2 separate regions of the Homo sapiens genome follow, and region 2 is linked to region 1. A link is a loop called in an ENCODE intact Hi-C map of the cell type or tissue named here. Cell type or tissue: PC-3. All regions are shown on one strand. Each heading gives the region's core, and the rest is flanking DNA. Links, peaks and the distances in the headings are about the cores only. Region 1 has its middle 72 kb from the start of CTSV. Region 2 has its middle 21 kb from the start of ZNF782.

Region 1 (16,047 bases), core at 2,547-10,546:
ATTAAACAAGTTTGGAGTATAAAAGTTCTGCATATAAAATCAATTGTGTTTTATTAAAGAGCAACACCCATTTGCAAAATGAAATAAATAGCATCGAAAGTATAAAACACTTTGGAATAAATTTAACAAATAACATGCAAAACACATACACTGAACTGAAAACTACAAAACATTTCTCAGATAAAGACAACAAAATGGCTGGGTGCGGTGGCTCACGCCTGTAATCCCAGCAATTTGGGAGGCTGAGGCAGGTGGATCATGAGGTCAGGAGTTCGAGACCAGTCTGGCCAACATGGTGAAACCCCGTCTCTACTAAAAATACAAAAATGGGCGTGGTGGCGGGCGCCTGTAATCCCAGCTACTCTGGAGGCTGAGGCAGGAGAATCACGTGAACTGGGAGGCGAAGGTTGCAGTAAGCCAAGATCATGCCATTGCACCCTAGTCTGGGGGACAAGAGTGAAACTCAGTCTCAAACAACAACAACAACAACAACAACAACAACAACAACAACAACCACCAATCAATGGAAGGATACACTACTTACAAAGATCAGGTACTGGATATCGTTAAAATTTCAATTTGCACAAGGTAGATCTATAGAGTCAATGTAATCTCTCATCAAAATCCCAACATGCATTTTTGTACAAATTAAAACATTGGTCCTAACATTTATATAAAGATTCAAAAACTTAGGATAGCTTCAGTAATCCCAACAGTGTGATAGTTGTCTGCTCACGCAAAGCCGACAAAGGGAAAAATGAAACAGAAGAGAGAATCCACAGACTCACACATACGTAGTTGGCTGTTTTTTGTCAAAAGTAATAATGCAATTTAATGAGGGAAATAAGATTCTTATCAATAATTTTTCTGGGGAAACTGAATAAACATACAGAAAGAAATGGACCTGAACTACTGCTTCATACCATACTTAAAATTAGAGATTGATTAGAGACCTAAGCATAAAACATATGTCTTTTAAGCTTTGTTAGAAGAAAAACTTCAGGCAAATTAATTTGAGCAGAGTTTAACTGTGCAAAGAACGATTTGCAAATCAGGCAGCCCCTGAACCGACTCCCTTGCTGCTGCACGGTGGGGGAGGATTTATGGACAGAATAAAGAAAGTGACCTACAGAAAGCAAAAGAGAGATACAGAATTGGACTGGTTACAGTTTGGCATGTGCCTTATTTGAACATGGTTTGAACAGCTGGCAGCCTTTGGCACAAGAGTAGGTTACAATCTGTTCCAGTTCACTATGTATGGAGAGACCTTTTGATTCAAATTTAAAATACAAAAAGAGGTAGCTTTAGGCCCAACATAATTTAAGCACTTCTAAAAGGTAGAAGGGAAATAGCTTTATAACATTAAAAGAGCACTAACTCCTCAAAAATTATAAATAGGACTTTATGAAAATTTAAAAATCTTCTCTTCATCTAAAGGCAAAAGCACCATGAAGAAAATAAAAATGGGCCAGGTATGGTGGCTCACATCTGTAATCTCGGCACTTTGGGAGGCCAAAGTGGGAAGATTACTTGACCCCAGGAGTTCAAGACCAGCTTGGCAACATAGAAAGACCTCATCTCTAAAAAAATAAAATAAAATAAATTTTAAAGGAAGAAAATAAAAATGCAAGTAACAGAGATAAAGAATACACTGTAGCTGCAATACTGAGATATATATATATATATATATGTATATATATATATATATATATATTTTTTTTTTTTTTTTTTTTTTTTTTTTGAGACGGAGTTTTGCTCTTGTTGCCCAGGCTGGAGTGCAATGGCACGATCTCGGCTCACCACAACCTCTGCCTCCTGGGTTCAAGGGATTCTCCTGCCTCAGCCTCCCGAGTAGCTGGGATTACAGGCATACACCACCACACCTGGCTAATTTTTTTTGTATTTTTAGTAGAGACAGGGTTTCTCCATATTGGTCAGGCTGGTCTTGAACTCCCGACCTCAGGTGATCCACCCACCTCAGTCTCCCAAAGTGCTGGGATTACAGGCATGAGCCACTGTGCCCGGCCTGGTATTTGTTAAATAACTTGTATCAAGAATCAAAAAATAAATTATCACTTAAAAAAGTCAGGTAACATTTGAGACTAATCATTCAGTGTTTAAAGAAAAAAAATGGAATATTTTAAATGTATGTACTATGAGCTCTTCAAAAGTGAAAAATTGTTCCAGCTTTTCTAACTTGAAATGAAACTCACTGAAATCTCTTACAGGGTAAATTATCATAGTGCTTTGGCTGGAGAAGCCCACACAGAAGCAGAAACAGTAAAAAACTCTTTTTAAAATTTATTTTTCATAGCATCATTGAGTTACAATTGACACACAAGGAATTGCACATATTTAACGTGGACAATTTCTCTTGAGTAGCTGACACTGCTGAATGCCCACTGGGTGAAACATCAGGAAAAATCAGGGCAGTGCCACTTCTGATGTTACTCTGACTCATCAAGTTAAAGATTCAACTGCAAACATATGGTTTGAGCTGGTATCTTGTTTATAGAATTTGACTTTCACCGAACAAATGAGCAAATCTACAGACCTGGCTGGACTTGTATCAGCACCCACTACTCTTCAAAGGATTTTTTTTAATGTGAATGCTCAGCAACAAATGTAAGTAGTGATAAATATTCAGAGTTAAATAACTTTATTGAATATCATGGTTGTTCTGGAACAACTTTGTTTATATTTGCACTCTGGGTGCAAAAGGCATGACAGAAAATGGCTGGCACCAGGGCACAGATCAAGGCAGGGGCACCAGCACCAAATTAGTAGTGGTAGCATTCTTCCCTGCCACACACTGGGGATTAAAAGAAAAAAAGGCAATTTCTCTTAAGAATGTCCTGGACGGCCAGGCACGGTGGCTCACGCCTGTAATCTCAGCACTTTGGGAGGCTGAGGCGGGTGGATCACGAGGTCAGGAGTTCAAGACCAGCCTGGACAAGATGGTGAAATCCCATCTCTATTAAAAATACAAAAATTAGCCGGGCATGGTGGCAGACACCTGTAATCCCAGCTGCTGGGGAGGCTGAAGCAGAAAATTGCTTGAACCCAGGAGGCAGAGGTTGCAGTGAGCCAAGATCGCACCACTGCACTCCAGCCTGGGTGACACAGCGAGACTCCATCTCAAAAAAAAAGAATGTCCTGAAAACGAGGCACTAAAGATAGTTACTTTTATTAGTCTTCTTCATCCTGCCCCTATAAAAAATGCCTCTTTAGTATTCTGAGTGATGAAATGCATGGAGTCCACAAAGCTTCGCTGCTGCGTATTGTAGCATGATGGTTGCCTCAAGGCACAGCGCTCGGGAGTCTGGGCAGGACCAGCTGCATGGAACAGCATTTGGTTTGAAAGAATGATGGGTGGACAAACTGATTTTTCAGATTAGAATAGTTAGCAGAAGCTGTCTTGAAAATGAAGGATGCAAGTCCATCACTGTTGCCACTAACAGAATTCATGTTTTCAAGCAAAAATTAGAACTTTGGAAAACTTTGGAATCATTAAGTATTCAGAAGGTGAGCTTCAGAAGTTCTGATGACTTAACGTTTCTAAGGAGATCTGTGGTGAAATGAATGAATGTGATTTATGGATAGTGTATGAAATGTCAATATTTGAAAATTCTGCATAGTTCAGTCATAAAATATTTTCAAATATGTCAAGGAAAATAGAGCCAAAGTGCAAGATAATCAATGGATATTAATGTAAAAGTGTACAAAAAGTTCACTGACAAGATTTCAGACTCCACATTGCAGCTAACTTTCAAAAACTATCACTTGTTGAGTTTGGTCTGACATCCAAGAGGAAAATCCTCAGGAAAGTCTATTAAACTCCATTTTCCCACTAAAGGTCTACGTGAAGTGAGATTTTCTTCATATACTTCAATCAAAACCACATGTCAAAACATAATAGGCCAGGCGCAGTGGCTCATGCCTATAATCCCAGCACTTTGGGAGGCTGAAGTGGGTAGATCACTTTGAGGCCAGGAGTTTGAGACCAGCCTGGCCAACATGGTGAAACCCCATCTCTACTAAAATATAAAGACTTAGCTGGGCATAGTGGCCCATGCCTGTAATCCCAGCTACTTGGGAGGCTGAGGCACGAGAATCACTTGAACCCGGGAGGCAGAGGTTGCAGTGAACCAAGGTGGCACCACTGCACTCCAGCCTGGGTGAAGGGTGACACTCTGTCTCAAATATTAATAATAAAAATAATGAATGCAGAAGTAGATATGAGAAGTCAGCTATTTTCCATTGAAACAGACATTTAGGAGATGTGTAAGAATGTAAAACAACACAACTTGTCAATGCAATTTCTGTTTTGGGAAATATAGTTTTTTTCATTAAAAAAGGTAATTTTTATAAATGTGATTTATTGTCATTTTGACTGAATTAACAAATATTTTTAAATTTAGAAAAGACAGGCAAACCAAATAAGTGGGAAAATGGCTTGAACAGACCCTCACACAGGAATGCAAGTGTATGGAAAAGTGCCCAATGGTACCAATCATCAGAGAAACATATTAAACCACAGTGAGTGCCATGGTCACCCCAAAAAAGCAGGAGGGACCTCCACTCAAAACTTGGCCCAGATGTTGAGACTGACGATGCCACACACACCAAGAGATACGAAAAGGTTCACTGCTGACATAATTGAATTCTCTGGGAAGCCCAGGGCAGGACTCTCGAGCAGATCCAAAATGACTTGAAAGAGCAAGAAAAAGAGACTGCTCTGGGATTTTATTGTGGTTAGGGGTGGTCTGGGGTGAGAGGCCTCACATGAGGGCAAGGACTTGCGTGGGCTGAATCTCCTTTCCATGGGCACCAAAGGAAAGGAGTAGCAGCATTTCTTGTCTGCCCACATGTGGGGCATAGGGGGAAGAGGGAAGGGTGAGACTGTCAGGAGTCAAACAGCAAAAAATGCAGTCAAAGTCCGCAGTGCAATGAGAAAGTACCACACACCCATGAGAAAGGCTGAGATGAAGGCCTGAGCACGCTGGAGATGACGTGGAACAACTGGAACTCTAAAGTCCTGCCTGGAGGAGGGTCACACGGCCACTTAGAAAACTTTTCACAGTTTCTTTAACACACACTTAATTCATAATAGAGCAATTCCACTTTAGGTAATTCCTCACAGCAAAATGAAAAAATAATCGTAAAAATTCTTGTACTAGAATATTTATAGTTGCTCTTAGTAATAAGCAAAACTGGAAATAAACCATAAATTCATCAAGGGATAATGAATAAAGTGACTGTGGCATATTCCTACAATGGAATCCTACTCACCAATAAAAGAATACATTTAGTTTACATGGAGGTGACCAAAAAAAAAAAAAAAACCACATTGTGATACATGCAATAGCATGACTGACTACCAGAAATACTATGCAGAATAAAATAAGCCAGACATACTCAAGTACATACTGTGTATGACTTCATTTATATATAAAGTTCAAGAACAGCCAAACAAATACATGGTCATAGAAATCGCAACAGCGGTATGATTTTTTGCATGGTGACTGACAGGGACACAAAGGAAATTTCTGTAGTAACGGAACTTTTCTATATTTTGAATGGATATAAACATTTATCAAAACACACTGGAGTGTACATTACAAACTTGCTTTTCACAGTATGCAGATTTTACTATAATTATCTTTTGTAAAAGGAATCCAGAAACTGAGAGAAGATATGTGTAATACATATATTCGATGATACTAATATCCAAAATATATAGAGAACTCCTAGAAATCAACTTAAAAAGACAGATACCCAAATAAAAATAGACAAAATACTTGAAAATCTATTTCACAAAAGAGGATATCTGCATGCATGCTAATCATATAAAAAAGTCCTCAACATCATTAGTCACCTGATAAATGTAAATGAAACAATAATGCCACTATACACCTACCATCATGTCTAAAATTTAAAAGGCCTAAAGTACTGAGTTTGGCAAGAATTTGGATCAACTGGAACTTCTTACCTTGTTGGTAAAAGGATAAATTGTTTGAGTGACTTATAAAATATTTTGGCAGTTCCTACTAAAGATAAACACACACACAAATATACACACATACGTGTACATCTTATGACCTAGCAAATCACTCTTAGGCATACACTGGAAGGAAGTGGGTACTTATGTCCAAGAGTCATGAACAATAATGTTCATAGTAGAGTTATTCACAATAGCCCAAACCCCAGAATTACCAAATGCCTATCAAATCTAGAACAGGTATATACATATTGGGATATTCATACAACAGAAAACTACACAGCAATAAAAATGAAGTACAGTGACATGCATCAAATGTCACCAAGGGCTTCCAATTTCAATTAGAATACAAGAGATTCCTTGACCACAACAAAGCCCGGTGGCACCACCCCTCTCCTTCCTCTGTTCTGCTCCTGCCCTCTAGCGACACTGTGCTTCCTACCCTTTCTTGAACAAAAGAAGATGTGCTGCTCAGAGACTAGTTTCTGAAAGGTCCTTTCCTGGACTTCTGACACGTCTGGTTTTTCTCTCTGGAAACTCATCTTTGTCTCAAGTACCCAATAATCCACCTCCCTAGTCACTCTCCATATACTTACTCTAATTTCCCACATCAATTGTTATGCACTGGATTATCTTGTTAATCTATTTATTAATTTGTTTACTTATTAACTCCTTCCCTCAACTAGAATGTAAGCTATTTGAAGAGAGGAGTCTTTTCTTTCTTTTTTTTTTGAGATAGAGTTTCCCTCTGTTGCCCAGGCTAGAGTGCAGTGGCACGATCTTTGCTCACTGCAACCTCCTCTTCCTGGGTTCAAGTGATTCTCCTGCCTCAGCCTCCACAGTAGCTGGGATTATAAGTGCTCACCACCACACCCAGCTAATTTTTTTGTATTTTTAGTAGAGATGGGGTTTCTCCATGTTAGCTAGGCTGGTCTCGAACTCCTGACCTCAAGTGATCCACCTGCCTCGGCCTCCCAAAGTGCTGGGATTGCAGCATGAGCCAGTGCACCCAGCAAAGAAAGGAGTCTTGTATGTGTCTTTAATTACCTACAATAGTCCCAGCTAGATTTAAAGCCTACTAAATATTTGCTCAATAAATCCAGGGTTCAAGGGCTTACTCGTTATATCAGTAGAATATTAGTTGTAATAGAATATTATATATCCATCAAGAGTGATTTTTAAATATTTAGTTAATATGAATAAATTTTCTTCTGAGAAAAGAAAGTTAAAATGAAAATTTAAAATTGTATACTTAGCATCAGAAAAACTGTGCTGAACAAGGTAATGTATACAGAGCAGTTACTGTAGTGCAGATATTGTACAAATTTCTTGAAATATGAGCATATTTGTCGAGCATTGTGTTAGGTCCTGAATAATTAGTTTAAAAAATCCCTATCTCTACGTAGTTAATATTTTATTAGGCGGGAGTGAAAAGATAGACTAGTAGCAAGTAAGGAAACATAGAATAAAGTTGGGATAAATATGAAAATATTATATGAAGCAATGGAAAGGACTAGAAGAATCAACTTTAGACAAGGGCCCAGGGAAAACCTCTCTGAGTGGGTAATATTTGAGCTGACTCCTGAAAACTGAGGACAATTCCACGATGTGTGTGTGAATTTCTGGGCAGAAATCTGAGCAGTCTGTGCCTGAAAGGGACCAGAAACAACACAGCAGAATGTGTGAGAATTTAGCACTGGTCTGAACTCACACAGGTGTGAGATGAGGCTCTGGGAAGCAGGCAAGCGGGGAAAGCCTGAGCATCACCGCAAAGCATTTAAAGATCAAGAGAGAGCTGAACCACAGCCCAAAAAGTGCACTGAGCTGTATTATGAACCTAAGCACTCTCTGTTGTTGTTGTCTGAGGACTCTCTGTCTAAGGACTCTGTTGAAATAACAGGTGTGAAGAGTGTCCAGTCTCATGATGTATAATAATACTCAGCACATTCAGGATACAGTCCAAAGTTATTCATTATACCAAGGACTATAGAACAATAAACTTGCACAAGAAAATACAATCTTCAGGCACCAACATTGAGATGAGACAGATGTTGGTATTATGTGATGAGGATTTTAAAGTAGCTATCACAACAGTGCTCCAACAAGCAATTACAGGCATACTTGGAACAAGTGAAAAATATGAATTCATGGCAAAGAAATGAAAGATACTAGCAAGAACTAAACGAAAATTTTAGAAGTGAAAAAAATAGAAATAAATTGAACTGGACAGACTCAAGAGAATGGAGATGACAGAGGAAAGATCAGGGATCTTGAAGACAAGTTTAACAGAAATTGTCCTGTTAGAATAGAGGAGACAAAACACAATGGAGAAAAGTGAATATAGCCTCAGAGACCTGTGGGAAAATAACAAAAGGTCTAACTTTCAAATGATTGGAGTACCTGCCGGGCGTGGTGGCTCATGCCTGTAATCCCAGCACTTTGGGAGGCCGAGGCAGGTGGATTGCTTGAGGTCAGGAGTTTGAGACCAGCCTGGCCAACAGGGTGAAACCCGGTCTCTACTAAAATACAAAAATTAGCCGGGCATGGTGGCAGATGCCTGTAATCCCAGCTTACTTGGGAGGCTGAGGCAGGAGAATTGCTTGATCCCAGGAGGCGGAGGTTGCAGTGAGCCGAGATCATGCCACTGCACTCCAACCTGGGCGACAGAGGAAAACTCCATCTCAAAAAAAAAAAAAAAAAGTACAGGACTGAAAATATTTTTGAACAAATAGTGGCAAAAAAGTCACAAACATGGTGAAATACATAAATTCAAGGAGATAAGATAACCACTAAGAGGTCATGTTCAAATGAATCCATGTCCAGATACACCATGACCAGATTTCCGAAAACTCGAAAAAACCAGAGAGAAATGCTCTATTTCCTATATGAGGACAATTCCTGTGACATCAGAAACCATGGATGCCAGAAAAAAACTTCCATAATAAGGTGTTTATTTAAAACTACTCAAATTCACTGGGATTATAACCAGGCTCTGTTACTTACCCACTGTGGACTTCAAGCAATATTCTGAATCAGAATTTTATTTTCTTTATCTTTAAGAGGGGGACTATAATTACAGCTACCGTAATAGATGTGTGAGAATTGATACAGTACTATACATAAAATGCCAAAGAGCGTGTCTGGCTAAGACAATGTTAGCTAATATACCATCAAGATCCTCAACAACCACAAAGTAACAGTAACCTAATACACCGTTATAACTTACTGGAACACGTCCCTGTTTTGTGCATTCCTCACGCACAGAGACTTGGAAAGGTGAGGCTCTTACCAAAGGGGACTCTGCTGTTCTGCAGCCGCCTCCCCACACACACGGAGCCTTTGAGAGCAGGGTCCTAGAGGGCAATGACAGAGAAGGTCCCCAGATATAGGGAAGGATCCTGGAAAAGACCTTCCCACGCCAGCTGTGATTATCATCGCAGCCGCAGTCTCAGTGACACTGTCTGCAAAGGGGTGTCTGACAAGGTCCCAACAATTAAGGCCCTGTCAATGAACTGAAGTTTTCCCACTGACCTGCCTGGAGTAACCCGAAAGGCACAGTATCAGCCTCTGCTCAGCAAAGGATCAGCCTCTGCTCAGCATGCCTCCTGGGACCAGGCCCTTCACCATTGGGCTCTGTGGGCTCTAAATGGAACCTAAGAGATGATCTGTTCCCAGCATTAACATTTACAAATGAAAAAACTGAAATTTATGGATGATGAGGAAAGTTTCTGCAGCCGTTTGTGGCAAACCTAGCAGTGAAGAGTCTTCCAGTTTCCACCCCTCATGTCTCTCTTGTTTTCATCACTCCCCACAGGGAAGAGAAACACACTAGGAGAAAGCCCCTCTGCTTCCCCATCATGCCCGCTTTAATCCCAAGCCTCTGTGTGTTTTCATTCTCCCCAATTCAGCGACCTTCACTGACATTTAAAATGCACCTTCAGGCCGGGCATGGTGGCTCATGTCTGTAATCCTAGCACTTTGGGAGGCCGAGGCAGGTGGATCACTTGACGCCAGGAGTTTGAGACCAGCCTGGCCAACATGGTGAAACCCCGTCTCTACTAAGAATGCAAAAATTAGCCAAGCGTGGTGGCACGTGCCTGTAATCCCAGCTAGTCGGGAGGTTAAGGCAGGAGAATCGCTTGAACCTGGAAGGTGGAGGCTGCAATGAGCCGAGATTGAGCCACTGAACTCCAGCCTGGACAATAGAGCAAGACTCCGTCTCAAAAAAATAAAAAACAATAAAAAATAAAATAAAAATAAATAAAATGCTCCTTCAAAGGTCAAAGCACAACAGGCACTCCCATAACTTAGGAACAAAGAAGTAGGCAAAAAGTGTTCATGCTAATGATTAGGGAATATTCAGAGGAAGGATTCTACCCAAATAGCAATGCAACTATGATGTTTTAGAAACACAGAGAAGTACAAATAAACCGGATAAAAGAACCCATGAACTTAGGAAATGACATAAAGAAAACTTTAAAATCCTAGAAAAATATATGAGGGTGATGGAAAAAAGATTAAGTATTGAAAAGCTGCCAAATGTTACAAATTCAATTTATTGATAGAATTGTATTCAAGGAGCTAATATGTTATAAAAAAAAGATATTCTGAAATTAATTTGGAGTAATAAATAGGAAAGTATAATCAATAAGTTACACTGGAAAAGTTCATCATGAAAAGAAAAGTTCATTCATGAACTTTTGTATATGCAATGCATTTCATGTAGTAATAAAAAAAGATAAATAATTAAGTTATGAGTATAGAAATAACCTGATAACTAAAAGAAATAGAACACAGAGAAAAGAAAATAATTATATTATAAATAAAAATAAAGTACCTGATAATTTGATGCTATAAATTTGGTGGAAAATTTAGAATAATTTACTGAATGGTGTTGTGGAAACCAGGTAATTATTTGGAGGCTATAAAGTTGTTTGACAATTTTTACATACAAACAAAATAAGTTCTTAACAGCTGGACAATTAATTATGTTATAATAGAAATTTCATGTTTTTTGAGAGGTCTTAGGAATTCTTAAGCAAATCAAAAAAGAAAAGAAAGAGGCCAGGCGTAGTGGCTCACGCCTATAATCCCAGCACTTTGGGAGGCTGAGTCCGGCGGATCACTTGAGGCCAGGAGTTAGAGACCAGCCTGACCAACATGGTGAAACCTCGTCTCCACTAAATATACAAAAATTAACCAGGCGTGGTGGTGCACATCTGTAATCCCAGCTACTCTGGAGGTTGAGGCAGGAGAATCACTTGACTGGGAGGCAGAGTTTGCTGTGAGCTGAGATCGTGCCACTGAACTCCAGTCTGGGAAGCGGAATAAGACTCTCTCAAATTAAAAAAAAAAAAAGAAAAATTAAATGGATTAAATTAAAATAATTAGAAATTCTTCATGCATAGCACAGCATAATTAAAAAGAATAGACAAACTAGAAAAATATTTAAAAATATATGAGAAATACAAGGTTAAATTATTACATGGACCATTCATAAATCAATGGCTAAAGACAGAATGCACAGAAGAAAAAATGAGGAATATATGAAATTACTTGCAACTTCATGTTGAAATGAGAACATTTTGTAATACTTTATGCCATCAAATTGGTGAGGTAACATTTTAATTTACAAATCTGCTGTTGTAAAAATATAGCAATATAATTATACTTTTTTCTTTTACTATTGGTGATTCACTTGTGGAGTGCAACTTGGCTACAGGCTTCAGTATTCTTAAACTGTTTTATACCCACCGATCCCCCAAATTCAAGTACTAAAATGTAATTGCCAATGTGATAGAATTAAGCAGTTGGGCCTTCAGGAGGTGATTAAGTCACGAGGGTGGAGCCCTCATGGATGGGTTTAGGGCCTTTATAAAAAGATTTGAAAGAGTGAGTTTGTCCCATTCCATCCCTTCCACCATGTGAGGACACAGTGTTATACTCCTCTGGAGGATGCAGCAACAAGGCACCATCTTGGAAGCAGAGAGCAGCCCTCACCAGACATCAATCCTGCTGGTACCTTGATCTTGGACGTCCCAGTCTTTAGAACCATGAGAAATCAATTTCTATTGTTTATAAATTGCCCGGTCTGTGGTATTTTGTTTTGGCAGTAGAAATGGACTAAGACAATCCCCCAAATTGTTTTTTAATATTCCAAGAAATAATCAGAAGCATAAATAATGACTTAAAATAACTTGATAATTCTATTTTGATGAAAATAATAGACAACACACAAAATAGGAACATGGTGCAATGAGCTATAATAGTATACTATGTTGCTATTATTTTTTGTTATTGTTGATGACAATGATATATTAGTTTGCAAATTTTGTTCAGTGCTGGGAATTGTTTTCAGCATTTTATACATAATAGGATATCAGTTCTCATACACCCAATGAAGTAGATATAATCCCCTTTAAGGGTGAAGGAAATGAAACTCAGGGTGCTTAAGACTATTCCTTAAAATCACATGGAATGTAAAATGATAGAGGCTGGATACAATCACAATCATTTTGACTATTTTTTAAAATACTTTTTGTATAAAATTTTTCAAAAACCACAAATGCAGAAAAAATAAGAGGGTATGAACCTCCACTAAACACTAAGAGGACACACAACAAAAGAACTATGTGCAAACAAAAAGCACAAAACTATGTGCATCAAGGGACACACTCAACAGAGTGAAAAGGGAACTCACGGAATTGGAGAAAAGTCTTGCAAATCATAAATCTGATAAGGGATTAATATCCAGAATAGATCAAGAACTCCTGTAACTCATCAACAACCAAAAAACTCAATTAAAAAATGAGTAAAACTATTTCTTCAGAGAAGATAAACAAAAGGCCAATGAGCACATGCAAAGGTACTCAACATCCTCCATACTTAGGAAAATGCAATTCAAACCCACAATGAGATAGCACTTCACAACCATTAGGATGACTACTATGAAAAAAACAGAAAATGGCAAGTGTCAATGAGGATGTGGAGAAATTAGAACCGTTGGGCATTGCTGCTGGGAGACACTAAAATGAGACAGCCATTGTGGAAAACAGTTTGGTGTTTCCTTAAAAAGTTAAACATAGACTTGTCATAGCTATCAAACATAGAATTATTCTATGATATTATAATATAGAATTATCAGCAACTCCACTTCTAGGTATATATACGATGAACTGAAAGCAGGTACTAAAGCAGATACTTACATGCCAATGTTCATTGCAGCATTACTTACAATAGCTAAAAGATGGAAACCACCCAAGTGTCCACAAGCAAATGAATGGATAAAGAAGATGTGGCATCACATAGGATGGAATATTATTCAACAATGAGACGGGAAAGAGTTCTGACATTTGCCACAATATTGGTGAAACTGAAAGCATTATATGCTACATGAAATAAGCCCAACACAAAAAGACAAATACTGCATGATTCCATTCTGTGAAGGAGCTAGAATTAGTAAATTCATGAGTAAAAGGAGATAGAGGTTACTAGGGGCTGAGGAAGGAGGAACTGGCAGTTGTTTAATGGATACAGAATTTCAGTTTGGATCAGGACAGTGATGTTGGTAGCACAGCATTGTTACTGTAATTAATGTCACCGAATTGCACAATTAAAAATGGTAAAAATGACAAATTTTATGTTATGTATATTTTAGCACAGTATAAAAAGGAAAAAAAAATAATGAAAGTGTCCACCATGAAGGGCTGCTGTGAGGACTAAATGAGCTGTATACATAAAAGGCCTGGCCCAGAATGAGCACTCAGAGATGTTTTTTATGCGAATAAAATGTTAGACAGGTTCCCCAAGCTTCATCTGCGTAAAGTTTTAACATGATCTCTGGATGCTTGTCAGATAATTCTCTAGATTAATTACTTGAAAAGCATTACACACACACACAGTTTTGTGATCTGCTTTTTTCAACAAAACAAAATATTGGAACAAAATTTCATGTTACAGTTCTCCATCTAGATCATAATTGTAAATAGCTAATTGTGTGGTGATAATCAGAGTGATATTTAACCAATCCCCTATTCTGAAATATTGAGGTGGTTTTCCACTTGTCATTGTTTGAAAAAAACCACGCCAAATGTGTGTATTTACAATATTATTCCCTTGCCAGATTTTCTAGAATACATATCTAGAAATGGAATTACTGACTCAAAGAATATACGTATTTTTAAGATTTTGATTTCTGTTACCACTGGAACTTTGCTAAAATAATTTTACTGAGAAAGTGAGGTGGTACATTTTTGTATGAGGGTCATGTTGTTTAGTTTTTAAAAATTGCAGTAAAATACACTAAAGAATGCAGTTCAGTGGTATTAGACATTTATATTGCTCTGTTACCATTACCACTATCCATCCTCACAACTCTTTTCATCTTGCAAAGCTGAGACTTTGTATCTATTAAAAATAACTCCCAAATGAGTTCAAAACTTATGTCCACACAAAGACCTAAACACAAATTCTTATAGCAGCTTTATTCATTAAGTGCTAAAGCTCAGGAGCAACTTTGATGTCCTTCAGTAGATGAATGAATAAATAAACTATGGCACATACAGACAATGGAATATTCAGCACTAAAAAGAAATGAGGCTGAGGCAGGAGGATAGCTTGAGGCCAGAAGTTAGAGACTAGTCTGGCAACATAGCCAGACCTCGTCTCTACAAAAATGTAAATAATTAAAAAAAAAAAGAGTTGGGTGTAGTGGTGCATACCTATAGTCCCAGCTGCTTAGGCAGCTGAGGTGGGAGAATTGCTTGAGGCCAGGAGTTTGAGGTTACAGTGAGTTATGATGGTAGCACTGCACTCCAGTCTGGGTGACAGAGTGAGACCCTCTCTCCATGAAGAGACATGGAGAAACTTTTTTTTTATTTTGGTATTTTTTGTAGAGACAGAGTTTTGCCATGTTGCCCAGACTGGCCTCAACCTCCTGGGCTCAAGCCATATGCCCACCTCAGCCTCCCAAAGTACTGGGATGACAGCATTGAGTCACTGTGCCTGGCTGCAAAACAGGAAGTTGGGAAGCATATCACTAAGTGAAAAAAAACCAATCTGAAAAGGCGACATACTGCATGATTCCAATTACACATTATAGAAGAGGCAAAGCTATGTAAACAGTAAAAAGATCAGTGATTGCCAGGAGTTAGGGAGAGTGAGGGATGAACAGGTGGAGAACTAAGGGTTTTGGGGGTCAATAAACAATTCTGTATGATACTGTTAAGGTGGATACATGTCATTATTATATTTGTCCAGATTTACAGAATATGCAACATCAAGTGTGAACACTAATGTAAACTATGGACTCTGGGTCATAATGATGTGTCAGTGTAAGTGCATTGATGGGAACCAATGTAACACTTTAATATAGGATGTTGACAGTTGGTGAGGCTGCGCATGTGGGGAAGGGGTAGAGGATACATAGGACCTCTCAGTACTTTGGGCTCATTTTTGCTTTGAACATATAATTGCTTTAGGAAATAAAGTCTGTTAAAAGGTGTTTTTTAAAAAGATAATGAATAGGTACAAACACTAAGATGACAAAGAAATTCAAGTGATTTGATAGATGTTTTAAAGCAGTCATGATAAAAATGCCTCCAATGGCCGGGTGTGGTGGCTCAGGCCTGTAAACCCAGCACTTTAGGAGGCCTGGCGGAGGGGGGGTGGATCAGCTGAGGTCAGGAGTTCGAGACCAGCCTGGCCAACATGGCGAAACCCTGTCTCTACTAAAAGTACAAAAATTAGCTGGGCATAGTGGAATGCGCCTGTAGTCTCAGCTACTCGGGAGGCTGAGGCAGGAGAATCTCTTGAACTCAGGAGGCGGAGGTTGCAGTGAGCCGAGATCGTGCCACTGCACTCCAGCCTGGGTGACAGAATGAGACTCCATCTCAAAAAAAAAAAAAAAAGAAGAAAAAACCCTCCAACAAGCAATACAAACTTGCTTACAAAGAAAGAGAAGATACAAAGAAGAGATTGAGAACTGAAAAATAATAATATAAATAACAATATAAACCTCAACATATGGGCTCAACAGCAGAATGGAA
Region 2 (16,047 bases), core at 5,439-13,438, 230 kb before region 1:
AGACTTTAGGGAACTGTTGGGAAGGCATGATTGGTTTTGAAATGTGAGGACATGAGATTTGGGAGGGACCAGGACAGAATGATATGGTTTGGCTGTGTTCACACCCAAATCTCATCTTGAATTTCCACGTGTTGTGGGAGGGACCTGGTGGGAAGTAATTGAATAATAGAGGCAGGTCTTTCCCATGCTGTTCTTGTGATAGTGAATAAGTCTCATGAGATCTGACAGTATTATAAGGAGTTTCCCTATACAAGCTTTTCTCTGCCTGCTGCCATCCACATAAGACATGACTTGCTCCTTCTTGCCTTCTGCCGTGATTGTGAGGCCTCCCCAGCCATGTGGAACTGTGAATCCAGTAAACCTCTTTCTTTTGTAAATTGCCCTGTCTCGGGTATTTATGCTTTATCAGCATAAATGCTTTATCAGCAGCATGAAAACAGACTAATACACTGTGCAAGTCCAACACCCTACCAAAAGGCATATCATAAAACGGGTTTAGTCTAGCCAAGATGTCTCTCTTTGATCTTTCCGCTTTCCTAAGTTTAAAGAGTTTTACTGCCCTGTAATAGTGACGACTAGTAAATGGCATCCACCGTTTCTCTCATCTGATCACTATTGTGGTGCTCTGTGAGTGAGCATGGAGTCTGAGTTGTGCAGCTGCACTAAGGGAACTCTGAAGAATGAGCCCTATATCATCAGCATGGGTGCATTAGAGGCTGTCACCTTTCTGCTTGTCCCAAACTTGGGGTGCTGGATGCAGAATGGACTGCAAGCAGCTGTGTCCTGTTTGGACATTAGTGTAGGAATCCAACTGCATAGCCTTCATTTGTTTCAAAGCAGAATTTAGAGCCATTCTAGTAGCTCACTGTGATATTTTTAAATAAATGGAGAAAAATTTTATTAACTGACTTAACAAAAAAACACTGCCTATTAAACTCATATAGTATTGTTTAGAGAGTATCTACAAAATTCTAACCTCGATGTTTTCTTGCAAAAGAAGTGGAAATAAGTAGAGAGACTCTCTCAAAGAATCGCTGAGAAACACAAAATATTCATAAGTAGTATAAGATTTACTTATGTGCATTTTTGAAGATTATACAATAATCAATTTGCATCAGGCTTTCCAATTTAGGAATACTGATAGGATTTCCCTGTAGGGGGAGTTTTCACATAAATTTTGAAGAAATCATTAAAACTGAAAACTTTCCTGTATTTTGTAGTCTACTGGAGTTCCAATCCAGTGTGCTTTCTTATATTTATAAGGCCAGTCTACAATGTGTGTTATCATAGGTCTTGGAGCAAATATCACGTAAATGAAGGCATTTCTGCATTCTATACATTCATAGGTTTTATTTCAGAAACGAGTTCTTGTCTTCATGTGGAACTGGAACAACTGACGACCCTACCACATGTTTGTATTTATAAGGGTTTTCTCCCTTGAATCCTTTCATGTTTTCAAAGAAATGAAAAAGCTGAAGGCTTGACTATGTTTCTTAAGATTATGTAGTTTTTCTACGTATTAAAATTCAACTATGCCTTTGAAAAGATGTGGGAAAATCAAGTTCATTAACACGTTTTTTACATTCATTATTTTTTCCAATACAAGTTTTTCTAAGTTTTCAAAGAGAACTGGGAAAGTTGAATGCTTTCTTGTGTTTCTTTCATCGATAGGGTTCTGTACAGTGTGAGTTCTTTTATGTGTTCTAATAAACTAGAGCATATGACGGCTTTACCACATTTCTTACATGAGAATAATGTTTTTGAAGATAGCCCAGTTGACTAACATTGTCCTGTGTTGGTTTTGTTGTGTTTCTCCTTCCCCAGGCTTGAGTTGGGAAACCAGTTCTCCCACTTCATTAATAATGATGTCGATGTTCCTGGCAGTGTTTATACCAAATGCTACTTTGACCTTTGCGCCTTGGCACACGACAGTAGCCTATATTTGCCATTTTGTCTTCTTGACATAGAAAGAGCATGGGAACTGAAGGTAAGGCTATGAAGGTACTAAGTGGGCTTTCAGTCAAACACCAATGCCAACATCTGCAACTAGATCATATTAAGAAGTGATTAGAAAAATGAAAAGCTTCAAAATTAACATACTGAAGAGCTTATTAACCTTTTTGGCATGTAGTTTATGGTTTATACAAAGATTCACATTATTTAAAAGTTATAGATATCATCTCTTCTGTAACCATAATTCAGAATATTTTAATCAAGTTTAATTCATCCTTAATGGTTTTCCTTTTGAACTGCTACCCTTTCAAATAATCATACATAAGTGATTTCTTGCAGTTGTATTCCTAATATCTACATATATAATGCACTTAACATTCTTTACTATTTGTTATCATTTAGTTTGCAAATTTATATCATTTTCTACTGTAATATACCACAGTGCAGTGAGTCCCATGAGTTTGTTAGACAAAGCATTAGTGCCTAAGCCAAGAGACCTGCACTTAGACTGTATAAGGTATGTGTGTCTCAAGTACTGGATGCAGGAAGTACATGGGATTCTACCGGAAATGATAACTTTTATGGGGCAAAGTAATATTTATGGTTTGTGACTTTCGGTGAGTACACAGCAAAATTACTCACAACTGACATGGATGAACATTTAAAATAGGCATTTTCGGTAGTAGCTGGGAAGTATTTTGAAATAATACATTTTCTACCATAATTAATGTCCAAGTGAAGTAACACCTTTTGATGCTTTAGTCATTAGACTTATTTGACATTCCAATGCAGTCCAGCACATACCTGCTTCATTAAAATTTGCTTTGAGTATATAATAACTACTACAGATTGGGTAGAATTTGAATACATTCATAAACTAACTTTTGCAAAAGTGTGCATTCATTATGTTTAAGGAACAAGTGCACAGGTAACAGATGATACTGCTGTTAGAAGACTGTCACAATACTGTGACATCTTTAGGAGCCCAATTTTTAAATAACTTAATAAAACAAGTTCCCCCTTTGCTCCAGCAATCTAATTATAGCCCTTAAAGGAGACTACCTTAGAGAGTTGACAGAACTTGGCATTGTAAACCTCAGCCAAAATAGCTGTTACTGAACTATCTAAGGGAGTCTGCATGTGTGGCTTATCATCAATGGTGATTGTTACAGGTTGGAATCCTTTTTGAAATTGTACCTCTTTTCTATTTGATTGTCTTTCTTAGGTTGTTTCAAGGTTGGAAGACAAAGACTTCTATGGTACTGCCAACAAAAGGAAAAGGTCTTTGAGTTCTGATGATTTAATTGATCTTCAGTGCCTTAAGGCCATCCTCTCCTGAAGGAAGAAGTGAGGGGTTATATAACATCTGAACCCCTCATCAAAAAAGACAGGAAAATATCACCTTTCCTGCTGAAGAACTAGAAAAGTACTTTCAAAAGAAGAAACACCTACAATTCAAGTTAACTCAAGGACAACTAGGATTGCACTTCATAGAAAAGAATGGGACCTTGTCAATGCAACAACACACTCTTACACTCTTCTGTCCCTTTTAATGTAAAGAGAGTTATAAAAACCACTCCAAAGTGAAGGCTCCTATGTGAGCTGATAGCAGTGAACTATGTAAGGGTTTAAAACAATGGTTTAAATTTTTAGATTTTAAAGATAACTTTTCTGTTTCTTTTATATTTTTCTTTCCCCCAATATTGCTGCATATGCATTTAGCATCATATTACCATTAAAACATAGGACTCTTAACAACTCATAAAGCCACTAGGAGCAGATGCAGCATTGTCAGGTACTGAAGGGGCTCTTCCTTCCTACTCTTAGAATCGAAGCTACTAGTTACTGGCAATCATTTTAAGCAAAAGCTTCTGGATAACATTTGCCATTCATATCCTCTGTAAGCACTTCTTATTAGCAGTTAGCATGTTTGGGGTCATAAAAAGAGAAAATATTGGTTATTGATTATCTACTTTTATTAGGGTCTGTGGTGTATTTCTTGTGAACTATAATGGTTCTCATTTGCTGATAAATTTTCTTATTTTTTAAATAAAGGTATTAAAAGATGTTTTCATAGTGCCAAGCAACATGGTGATCCAGTGGTAATAAAAAATGATAAAACATGAGGTGTCCTGAAAGTTTCAGGACAGTTTTTAGCTTTAACATAGTATGCTTGTGCCCTCCAGAGCACTGAAGCATACATATGCAGGCTATAAACCTTTACAAAATATAATTTGAAATTTTAATTGTATTTCTTCTTTTTTTTTTTAAATAGATGTTGTCTCAGTATGTTACCCAATGTACAGTGCAATGATTATTCAGAGGCACAGTCATAGCATACCACAGCCTGGAAATCCTGGCCTCAAGCAATCCTCCCATGTCAGCCTACCAAGCAGCTGGGACTATAGGTGTGTACCACCACCTCTGGCTTCATTTTGCAGAATTTGAATATTAAGCATTTAACTTTTTGTCTCATCAATATCTGCTATCGTCAAGAAGGACTGAAACAAAAAATTAAAGGTTAATATTCAGGAGCTAGGCATGCCTGTAGTCCCAGCTACTCATAAGGCTTAAATGGCAGGATCACTTGAGGCCTAGCATTGGAGGCTGCAGTGCGCTGTGATTGTGCCTGGAAATAGCCATTGCACTCCAGCCTTGGCAACATACTGAGACCCTGTCACTCTAAAAAATGGCAAAACTAAATAAAGGTAAAAGAAATATAACAAACCTTTCAGTGATGCTTTGTAAATATTTGTAGCATTGATACTTCTACAAGTATCAAAGCTTAAAATTACACTAAGCCTTTTGGAATTGTTGTATTTTTATAAAGTGCCCTTTTCTCTTTTGAAGTAGTTCTTTGCAGGGCTTTCATCTGCATTGATCACCCAAAATTATTTTCTCTAGATGTGATACAGAATAGGATCAGTTTTAATGCACATGTAACAAATTTGAAGGAACTGGACCTTAATAGTAGTAGATGATCTAATACATTTTATTATCCCGCATGTTAACCTGGAGGCAGGTATCATATTTTATGTCCATAAACCTTAGGAACCTTACCTCCTAAAAAAATTATCATTTATGGAGTGCAGAGCTTAGAGATTGAAGTATTGACTGCAGTTTTATTTTCAAAAGGTAAATGCTACAATTTATGTGGTTTTTATTTCTCATGTTTACATTAAAAGAAAACCTAATAAACTTTTAATTAAAATGTGACTAGTGGGCCGAGCACAGTGGCTCACACCTGTAATCCTAGCACTTTGGGAGGCCAAGGCAGGTAGTTCAGAAGGTCGGGAGTTCAAGACCAGCCTGGTCAACGTGGTGAAACCTCATCTCTACTAAAAATACAGAAATTAGCTGGGTGTGGTGGCACACACCTGTAATCCCAGCTACTTTGGAGGCTGAGGCAGGAGAATTGCTTGAACCTGAGGGGCGGAGGTTGCAGTGAGCCAAGATCGCGCCACTGCACTCCAGCCTGGGCGACAGAGTGAGACTCTGTCTCAAAAAAAAAAAAAATTGTGACTAGTATGTTTTTAACTCTTCTATTCACATAGTGTTACATCTCTGCGTAACTTAAATGATTCAAGTCAGTCTTGATATGTCTTAAAGCATTTTTATAAGTTGCCTGGACTATTCACAAATTGGTTTAATCCATGCCTCTATGTAAGACATAATATTTGTTTTTTCTGGCTTAAGCTCTTTTCAATTTTAAGATAATTTATTACACTTAAAATCACTCTCTGGCCACAATACTTAGTGGCATAGCGTATTAGATGGCATCTTTGAATAGTTGGTTATTGTGTCTGAGAGGAAAAAGCATGTTAGAATATAAAATTAGGTCAATACACCAAAGAGAAAGGATTCCCAGGAATAGTGTAGAATTAGAACAAGGGTGTTTGAGGTTTTCAAACAGTTACACAGAAAAAAAGTGGAAGTACAGAAAGTAGAATTAAAGTTGTTGTACAGAGGGTGGCTCAGACCACATAATTTGACTTTAGCACACTGCTTTCAAGCTTACCTTTTAGTTAAAAATATATCAAATCACTGTTAGTTTTTTTTTTTTAGAACTAAGAGTCTAGCCACTTAGCTTCAGTGATTCTCACTAAATCCTAATAATATTGGTATATTTTCATCTACTTTAATTCTTTAGTACCTAAGGTAAAATCTTTAAATAACTCATCACCTCATCTTGATAAACTGCAGACTAGAATCAGTGATCTGATTTAGAAGAAAAAGTCTATCATGAATCCCTGTTTATAAGATGCTTTGCACCATGTAATATGCAATAACTAAGTAGAGATCCTGACATACATGAGTGGTCAAAGGTTTAAAAAACTAGTTTGGGAGAGGGGCACTGGACATAAATCCATGACTTCAAGAGTAAGTCAGGGCCAGGTGTGGTGGCTCATGCCTGTAATGCCAGCACTTTGGGAGGGTGAGGTGGGCAGATTACTTGAGTCCAGCAGTTCAACACCAGCCTGGCCAAGGTAGCAAAACCCCATCTCTACTAAAAATACAAAAATTAGCCAAGCTTGGTGGCATCTGCCGATGTTCCTAGCTCCTTGGGAGGCTGATTCATGAAAGTCGCTTGAGCCTGGGAGGCAGACGTTGCAGTGAGCAGTGAGCATGCCTGCGCTCCACCCTGGGTGACAGAGCGAGACCTTGTCTCACACACACACACAAAAGAGTAAGTCAGTAGAATAAGGACCACTAACATTGCTCTCCCCTTTGGCTTGAATTCTAGAAGGCAATACAGTCATTTTGATACATGGAAAATTGGGTCAATTTAGAATAAGAATATAAACGTGACTGAAAGTGGGCAGGTTCTCTGACAAATGTTTGGGGTATGGAAACTAAGTTTCTAGTAGGGTGGTAACTATGGCAGTTTTCTTAGAGTTTGATATCTGGGAAAGATTTGTTGTCTAACACAAGACTATGAAAAAGATTATCTGACTACCAAAGCTCAAATTTACTTTCATTTTTAGGGTTATTTCCACTTTTGTAATACAGACACCAGTGAAATTTTTAACTCTGGTATTGTGTGAACTAAAACTTTTACCTCTTCATTACAAGGAAAAGACAATAGATCACTACCCATCAATACAAAAGAACAAGCTACTAAAACATGGATGACCTGGACCTGTGACGGACTAAATGGCACTGTGTTTGACTCGTGGATCTGACACAAACTAAGTGGGTCTGGATAATTCATGGACACTCTGAGGTCCAATCTCTTAATGGTTTCAAATGAGTCACAAGTAGATGACCATAAACACCTTTCGTGAACCATCACGGTGGAATTCTGTGAGGTTAAGATATCAAGACTAGCGTGACTAGTGTCACGTGGTTATGGACAGGTGTGAGAGCAGTGCAGTGTCTTTCAAGAGTGGGAGTTGTTTAGAGATGGAGGAAACAGGATTTCCACCCTCTGCCTGCTTACCTCTTACCCCTAGACCTCCCCACAAGCTCTCCTTTGAAGTGGCCTCCTGTCTCCCCTTGGTCTTCTCAAAGCTGGTCCAGGCATTCCACTGTCACAGACTCTAGTGGTTTCTGGAGATAATGACATCACCAGATCCAGCTCATTCTGGCGGGTGGATCAAGCACTGTTTCTGGCTATGCTCCGTCCTGTCTGGGCTTTTCTGCCTCTGCTGGGAAGCTCTGGAGAGTGGTAAGGTCAGAGGGGTGTTCTCTTTCTAGGAAAGATTCCTGTTCCCAGTGGCCCCCTGCTTCCTAATTCACAAGAGCTGCTTTGCTCTACAGTGAAATTATTTCTTGGGAGCTGGGACCAGGGCCTGGGAAACAAATTTTAGGGACACAAACCTGGCCCTCTGGAATTCAATACATTGGACTGAAAACATAGACAGCTTGGTAGTGCCAGAGTGGCTAGGCGCCTTCGTGTGACCCAACGGATCTGACCAGACACTACCAGAAAGCCTAAAATATATCTGACACAAGGTAAGGTTCTACCCACATTCACTTCCCATTATTTCCCTGTGTATTTTGGGTCATGTCACTTTGCTCAGTGCTGTAAAGACCGCAGGGCTGGTTTTAGGCAGGTGTGATATTCGACAGCACCTGAGACCGGAAATAAATCACACCTGCCCTTGAACCTAAATTTCCTCACTGCTAGCTTGTGACGTGGGCGCACTGTTCCTCCAACCTGAACCTCGGTTGTTATTTTTAATGCAGACGGTTATGCCGGCCTCATAGAGTACTTGTGAGGTTTAGGTGAGTCATCCAATGAAAAGAACAAAGTGTCTTCTAAATACAATAGCAGCTGTCACTTACTCAGGGTTTAGTAACTGCACTTGGCTGTTTGCTTTACAGCCAAGTGTATGATTTACCTAAGTTTCAAAACAACGCCATGAAGCAGGCATTAACACCCTCATTTTCAGGCGAGAAACCTCTTACCCGGTTCCCGCCCTCGCCCCCCGCTTACAGGTAATAAAGCTGGAATTTATGCAGCTCTTTCGGTCTCCACAGCTCGGGGTCTTGCCACAGACACAGCGCCCACGAGTTCTGGCACTTTGGTCAACGTTTATAAACGGGCTCTCCTCTGCCGCCGCGGGCATGCGCTTTCCCCAAGGTTCGCACTGAACACCTGTTCCTAAAGGGGGCGCAGCTCCACCTGCGTCCCCGGGACCTCTAGCGTGAGGGGGTCGATCCTGGGGTCCCCCCGGGCTTCCCGTTCTCACCCTCTGAATCACAAGCCCCATTCTCACTAGAAGTTGACAGGCTGTGGGGAGACCTGGTTTCCCCGCGTCCCACTTCAGGTGAGCACCTTCCCCGCCCGCGACACCCAAGGGCCCCGGGACCACCTCTCAGCCTTAGCTAGGCGTGAAGCAGCGAGCTAAGCTTGCACATGCGCAGACGTCATCCAGAAGACCCTTTCCTAGAGTGTGGCGCGCGAGCCATTCGGATTTAAGACTACGTTTCCCAGAAACCTCCACGCCACGACTTACTTCGCAGCGTTTTCTCTATTGGATGATTGGAAGATGTTCCTGACTGCCTCGCCTGGCCAGGTTCTGCCAGAGCCCCTAGAGGTTATGGGTTAAATTTGAACTTTGCTGCCGAATACGGTGCGTGGTCCTCCATCAAATCCCGATTGGAAAAAACAGCTGCCAAACACGTTGGAAACAATTTGGGAAATGTGAATGTGTACTGGCAATTATAAATATTAAAGAACATTGCCGTTATTCTTAACTGTTAAGTGGAGTTATATTGGAAAATACTAGTTTTTATAAAGACATGCACAGGGAAGCATTTAACATTGAAAGGATAGTTAATTCACTTTACAATTTTTCAGCAAAAACTAACAAAGCGAATATGGCAAAAGGTTAACTTTTCTTAAATCAAGGACATGCATGGCTATAGATAGATGCTCATTTTACCGTTTCCTACGTTTCTGTGTGCTTAAACATTTTTCAATACAAAGGAAGAAAGAAAGAAAAACAAGGATCCTCCCTCCATCAGTTTGCCTTTTCAACTCAAAGCAGCCCCTAGACGTTAAGGTACATACAAATATGTCTTGGGAATAAGGCTGTGAAATGTGAATGAAATACTTGCACACGGAGCACAGCATTACTATAAAAGAATAGTACCTGTGACCCTGACCAACAGGGTTTCAGGAAAGGGGAACAAAAGAAACAAAAACCAAAAAATACGCACAACGCAAAATAAGAAAAAAATGGCTATGGCCGGGCGCTGTGGCTCACGCCTGTAATCCCAACACTTTGGGAGGCCGAGGCGGGCGGATTGCCTGAGTTCAGAAGTTCGCGACCAGCCTGTGCAACACGGTGAAACCACGTCTCTACTAAAATACAAAAAATTAGCGGGGTGTGGTGGCGGGCGCCTGCAGTCCCAGCTACTCCGGAGGCTGAGGCAGGAGAATTGCTTGAACTCGGAACTCCGACTCAAAAAAAAAAAAAAAAAAAAAAAAAAAAAAGAAGAAGAAGAAAAGAAAAAAGAAAAAAAAATGGCTATCAGGCAAATCATGGATCTCCCAGAGATGTCCCTACTTAAACTTTACATGAGCACCTGTTGATTTTTTTAACCAAACCAGGGAAATACGGTCATAATATCATAGGAACATCTTTTTACTAAATTATACATATTGAGCATGTATCTGCTCAATATTATTCCGTAACATCAATAATTTCTTCCGTGAGATGATAAATTTAAATAGTGGCACCTATTCACCCAAGGGTTGGTCACAAAGTCAGTGCGATCCCCGTGAACACACCCGTGAAGCTTTGCTTCCCAGCAACTTTCCTGGGGGCCGCGGGCGAAGGAACACCCCCAGATGCCGCTGCGCAGGGACAGGGGACGCGCCCAGACGTAGAGGCCCTGACCTCTGAATCTTGGCGGGGCACCCAGGAGCCCGGCTTCGGGGTGCTTAGCGGGGCGAAGCCGCCCCCGGACCCGCGTGGCTCCAGCCTCCTGGGGGTACCTGGCAGAGGGGGCTGCAGCGAGCGCCCTGCCGCGCCGCTTCCTCCGCGCGTCTCCCGCCTGGCTCCGCCAAGACTGGGGGCTTCCCCATAGGCCCGCGTCCGAGCGCGTCCTCAGGCTTCGCTCCGCGAGATCTGGGGGCCCCGTGGGCTGGGGTTCGGGCGGGGTCCGTTCCTTGCGGTCCGCGGTCTTGAAGCAATTTCCCGGCAAAGTCCCGGGACAGCGGGAAAGAAACTGGTCTCCCTGCCTGGGGTCGTTCCCGGTGGATGTGCCTCTTCATCAGACGGAATTTTCCGTCTGTGCAAAAATGAAGCTTACTCGGTATCATGTGTGCTTTTTGGGGGGAAGGACAAAAAAATATATTTTCTATAAACAACTTAATTGGCTTATTAATACTCAAATACCCTGCTTCTGTTTTATTAAATACAGTCTTCCATATAAAAATCCTTGAACTCGTAAAGACTAAAGGTAACAGTATAATAAACAGTCAACCCAACCATATTTGTTCGCTTTGTAGTAAGCTTGGCAACTTGGCAACTTGTTAACTTGTTATTTTATTCTCCTTAAGTTCTGTACTGAAAAAGGCTGTTAAGCCTAGTTTCGCTCTTGTTGCCCAAGCTGGAGTGCAATGCTGCGATCTCAGCTCACTGCAACCTCTGCTTCCCGGGTTCAAGAGATTCTCCTGCCTTAGCCTCCCCAGTGGCTAGGATTACAGGCGCGCGCCACCACGCCCGGCTAATTGTTTGTATTTTTAGTAGAGACAGGGTTTCACCATGTTGGCCAGTCTGGTCTCCAACTCCTGACCTCAGGTGATCCGCCTGTCTTGGCCTCCCAAAGTGCTGGGATTACAGGCGTGAGCCACCGCGTCCGGACTCCCTTGCTTATTATTTAAAGTAAATACATTTAAACGTTTCTTTAAAAAATTTAGACACTGCAAATTTGATTATAGCAGTGCATAAAGCTATAATGTAGCTCCCCCTCCTAATATCCAGCCCACCTCCCAAGTACGACCAATTGTCCACTGATGCCTAACTCTGCACTTTAGGCTACAGCAAACAATGCATTTTTAAAAACATGGTTACAACTTCTTTACAATTTTCTTTTAACATGTAAAATTGTCTCCTAATCGAGTTATCTGATCAGGCTATAGAGAAGGAAATCTTTCTGTTCCTTAACTACATTGTAGGGAATATCATGTTTATTTAATCAATTCTTTGTGATGGATGTTTGTTTCCAGTTTTCACTATTATAAATAATATGTGGCAAATAGCATTGTTCATGCATCTTTTGATATTTGTGAGATTATTTCTTTGCACAAGAGCCAAAATGATAGAATTGTGCAGTTAAAATGTGTACAAATGAACATGTAACAGATGCTAACAGGGAGTCCTCAAAGAGGCTTGTATCAGTTTATGCTGTTTCCTCACATCCACTCCAACACCAGATAGCAAGCATTTTTGGTAACCGATTTATAGAAATGCTTAAGGTTAAACATCAAATGGTGCACCATAAATTTCTTTTAAAAAAAGAAAAACACAATGCTTAAAGAATTACTATTCATGTTTTAATGGAAAGAAAGTGGTCCAAACATATATTCATTCAACAGACACTTATTGAAAACCTGCTGTGTGACAGGCATCATTGTAGATGCTGGCATAATAACAAGGAATAAAAGAGATAAAAATCCTCACTTTGGCATAGTCAATTGTTAAGAAACAATGGGATACTTAGGCCGGGCGCAGTGGCTCACGCCTATAATCCCAGCACTTTGGGAGGCTTAGGCGGGCAGATCACGAGGTCAAGAGATCGAGACCATCCTGGCTAACACGGTGAAACCCTGTCTCCACTAAAAAAACAAAAACAACAACAACAAAAAATTAGCCGTGCCTGGTGGCGGGCGCCTGTAGTCCCAGCTACTCGGGAGGCTGAGGCAGGAGAATGGCGTGAACCCAGAAGGCAGAGCTTGCGGTGAGCCCAGATCGCGCCACTGCACTCCAGCCTGGGCGACAGAGCAAGACTCCGTCTCAAAAACAAACAAAAAAAGAAACAATGGGACACTTAAAGGCATCTAATAAAAGGGACTTTTACAAAGCCTGGGCAGAGTTGGTGAGACGCCCTGTGACTAGTGACAGTGAAGTCATTATCACCGCCAGGGTTGATGTGAGGGGAAGGAAATGTTACCAGAGCCTGGCAAAAAAGACCATCCCAACAAGAGCTATGGCCTTAAAAAGAGGAACATTGTTAGATTTGTTTCGCTCTTTTGGAGCAATTGTAATAAGCTTATGTTTAATTTCAGTTTCCAACTGTTTTTAGCTAATATGTAGTATGGTTGATATTTATGTGTTGACTTTGCATTCTGTGATCTTGCTTAACTCACTTATTCGTTTTAGGATTTTTTTTTGTTTTTTGTAGATTCCTTGGGATTTTCTGTGTAGACAAACATGCAATCTGTAAATAAGGATAGACTTATTTTTTCCTTTCCAATTTGTATGCCTTTTCTTTTCTTACATTACTGTAATGGCCAGGATTCCCAGTACTATGTTGAATAGTAGTGGGGAGCTTTTTTGGAGCAACTGTAAATAACATTATGTTTTTTATTTCAGTTTCCAATTGTTTTTGGCTAATACGTAATATGGTTGATATTTATGTGTTGGCTTTGCATTTTGTGATCCTGCTAAACCCACTTATTAGTTTTAAGATTTTTTTTTTTTAGATTCCTTGGGATTTTCTATCTAGACAACCATGCAATCTGCAAATAAGGATAGATTTATTTTTTCTTTCCAATTTGTATAGCTTTTCTTTTCTTACATTATTGTAATGGCCAGGATTCCCAGTACTATGTTGAATAGCAGTGGGGAGATCAGACACACTTGCCTTGGTCCTGATTTTAGGGGAAAAGCATTGAGACTTTAGCCATCAAGTGTGATGCTAGCTTTAGTTAATTTGTGGTTCCTCGTTTTTTAGGTTGAGAAAGTTTTCTTCTAGCTCTAGTTTTCTGAGAGTTATTATTATAAATGGATGTTTGATCTGGTCAAATGCTTTTGCCGCATCAACTGATATGATCCTGTGGTGTTTTATTTTTTCTTTAGTCTGTCAAAATTGCAGATAACATTGGTTGATTTTCAAATATTGAACCAGCCTTGCATTTGCTGAATAAACCACACCTAGTTGTAGTGTATCTTTCTTTTTATGTATTAATAGCTATGATTTACTGATATTTGTTGTAAACTTTGTGTCCATGTTCAGAAGAAGAATTGGTCTATAGTTTTCCTTCTTTGTACTGTCTTTGGCTTTGATATCAGCATAATGTTGGCTTTGTAAAATAAGCTGGGAAGTGTTCTCTCCACTTTTGTTTTCTGGAATAATTTATGTAAAACTGATGTCATTTCATCTTTAAAAGTTTGGTATAATTACCCAAGGAAGACATCTATGCCTGGAGATTTCCTTTTCAGCATGTTTTAAACTATGAATTCCATTTCTTTAATATAAAACTACTTAAATTATCTATTTTATAGTTGGTGAGTCTTCTTCGTGTTTTTCAAGCAATTAGAACATTTAAGTTATTGAATTTTGGATAGACTTGTTCATATTATTCACTTATTAAGCTTTTAATGTCTGTAGGTTCTATAGTTAGAACCCCTGTTTTCTGCCTAACGTTGGTAATTTACATCTTCTCTTCATCTTTGTCAATCTTGCTAGATGTTTATCAATTTTATTTATCTCTTCCAAAACCCCCCACAACTTTTGGGTTGATTTCCTCTTTTGTTTTTATGTTTTCAATTTTCTTGATTCCTCTTATCTTTATCATTTCCTTTCTTCTTCTAGCTTTTAGTTTATTTTGCTTCCCTTTTTCTGTCTTGTGGTAGAAACTTACATTGTTAATTTGAGACTTTTCCTTTTCTAATATAAACATTTAATGTTCTAAATTTCTTATAAGCACAGCTTTAGGTGCATCCAATAGATATTATGTTGTAAATGATACAAATTGTGAATGGATGAGTGATCAACCAATAGCTCTGCTGGTAATTGATTTACTTTTCTTCAATAAAGTTGCATAAACCAATGGAAAAAAATTAAAGACTATAATCCATTTTGTGTTAATTTTTGTGTATGATATGGAACATGTAGTAAGGCTTGAACTTTTTTTCCTCTACAAATATCTAATTGTTCCATCATTATTTATGGAAAAGACTATCCTTCCCTTGCTGAGGTATCTTGGCACCTCTGTAGAAAATCAGTTGTTCAGACCATAAATGTTCATTTTCTGTTTCTGGACTTCATATTCTCCTCCATTTATTTATATGTCCATTCTTATGCCAATATCACACTATCGTAAATACTGTAGTTTTATATTAATTATTTAAATAAAATGTAAATCCTCTAGCTTTGTTTTATTTCATAAAGTTGTTTTGGTTATTTACGTCTTCTGCATTTCCACATAAATGTTAAGCCTTCCTTGTTAATTTACACAAGAGCTTGGATTGTATAAAATGAACTATTTTGGAAGTATGAGTGTGTGTGTGTGTGTGTGTGTGTGTGTGTATACTCATTGTAATAACATATAATCAGAAATCTAAAAAATAATATTAGGAAATAATATTTTTAATACAAGTGTTCAGGCTTTCAATAGTTAACTATTTAATATTTATATAGATTGAGGTGACTAAAGAATGTGTTCACCAAAAAAGGCCTAAATTCATTAAGACAGTCTCTGTGAAAAAGGGATGTTAAAGGTTATGAGAAAAGTTACTAGATCTGCATTTTTAAAATAAAAATGACTTTCTGAGATATTGGACAGAAGCAGCTTTAGTTATTTGGAGGTCGAGCATACATGTCTACTATGATTCACCATAAAGCCATATTAGCAGCCATTGGCCAGTACATTTCGCATTATTTCCTTTTGCATATTTCATATGATAAATTCCTTTTAAGTTTGAGCACCAATAAAAAATTAGGCATTTCTTTTTTAAAATAGTAGGCTTCCTTTAATCAGGTATTTTGAATTATCTTTTGATTCTCTTTTCCATTGTAAATTAGCAAATTACAGAGATTATATTAATTTATTATAAATGTACTCCCATTTTATTTAAAAAGGTGATAGTATTATACATTTTAATCTCTAATCACTGTAAACTATGGAAATATCAAGCCTCTAATTGAAAATATTCCTGAAAGCATCAGTAGGAAAGAATCAATCTCTTGGTCTCAGTCATGTAGCAAGAGCATTCCATGATTGTTTTAACTGCATGCTTACATATTTTAGTTACGTCTTATTGTAAAATGTCAATGCCATTATAGAAATTTCAAATTTAAAAAGTACATCTTGTCCTTGGACACTGTGGCCTCAAAAGACTAGCTGAAGTTTTTCTTCACCTTAATTATCATTGCTGAACTTGTAGGAGGGGTGGTTTAAATGTGTCAGTGACTTAAAACGAGAATTCTCTCTTTGATTTGGATAATCCATGAAAACTAGTGATGTTACCTTGTTCATGAAGGAACAATGCAGAGAAGACACCACACTGGCTGTCATGAGAAGAATGGACAATAGGAGATGAAGAATGAAAAGACAGAATTCTGCAAGACAACAGTTGCAGTAAAGTTGTTTAGTTTCTTTGCATTGCCACATTAAAAAAAGGAAAGACAAAG

What was found. Peaks named below come from ENCODE experiments on the same cell type or tissue, not always from the same donor. Only the 100,000 strongest peaks of a DNase experiment are listed, where the experiment ranks them.
Region 2: a loop joins it to region 1, with 5 times the contacts of the local background. A loop is called at or near these places in 10 of 110 quality-filtered maps.

What each region holds. Positions count from the first base shown.
Region 1 is chr9:97,102,981-97,119,027 of GRCh38, forward strand. No RefSeq gene overlaps it. Among named protein-coding and RNA genes, the nearest start is that of CTSV, 72 kb to the left of the region's middle. RefSeq lists an enhancer at 4,837-5,337. In PC-3, for the core only: a CTCF peak has its summit at 6,422 (motif pointing left); a DNase peak (open chromatin) is centred at 6,411; H3K27ac peaks cover 364 bases.
Region 2 is chr9:96,867,076-96,883,122 of GRCh38, forward strand. It overlaps a transcript of ZNF782 not described here and the pseudogene LOC100132781. Among named protein-coding and RNA genes, the nearest start is that of ZNF782, 21 kb to the left of the region's middle. RefSeq lists enhancers at 6,434-6,503, 6,859-8,058. In PC-3, for the core only: a CTCF peak has its summit at 8,664; DNase peaks (open chromatin) are centred at 8,176 and 8,896; H3K4me3 peaks cover 1,641 bases; H3K27ac peaks cover 1,502 bases.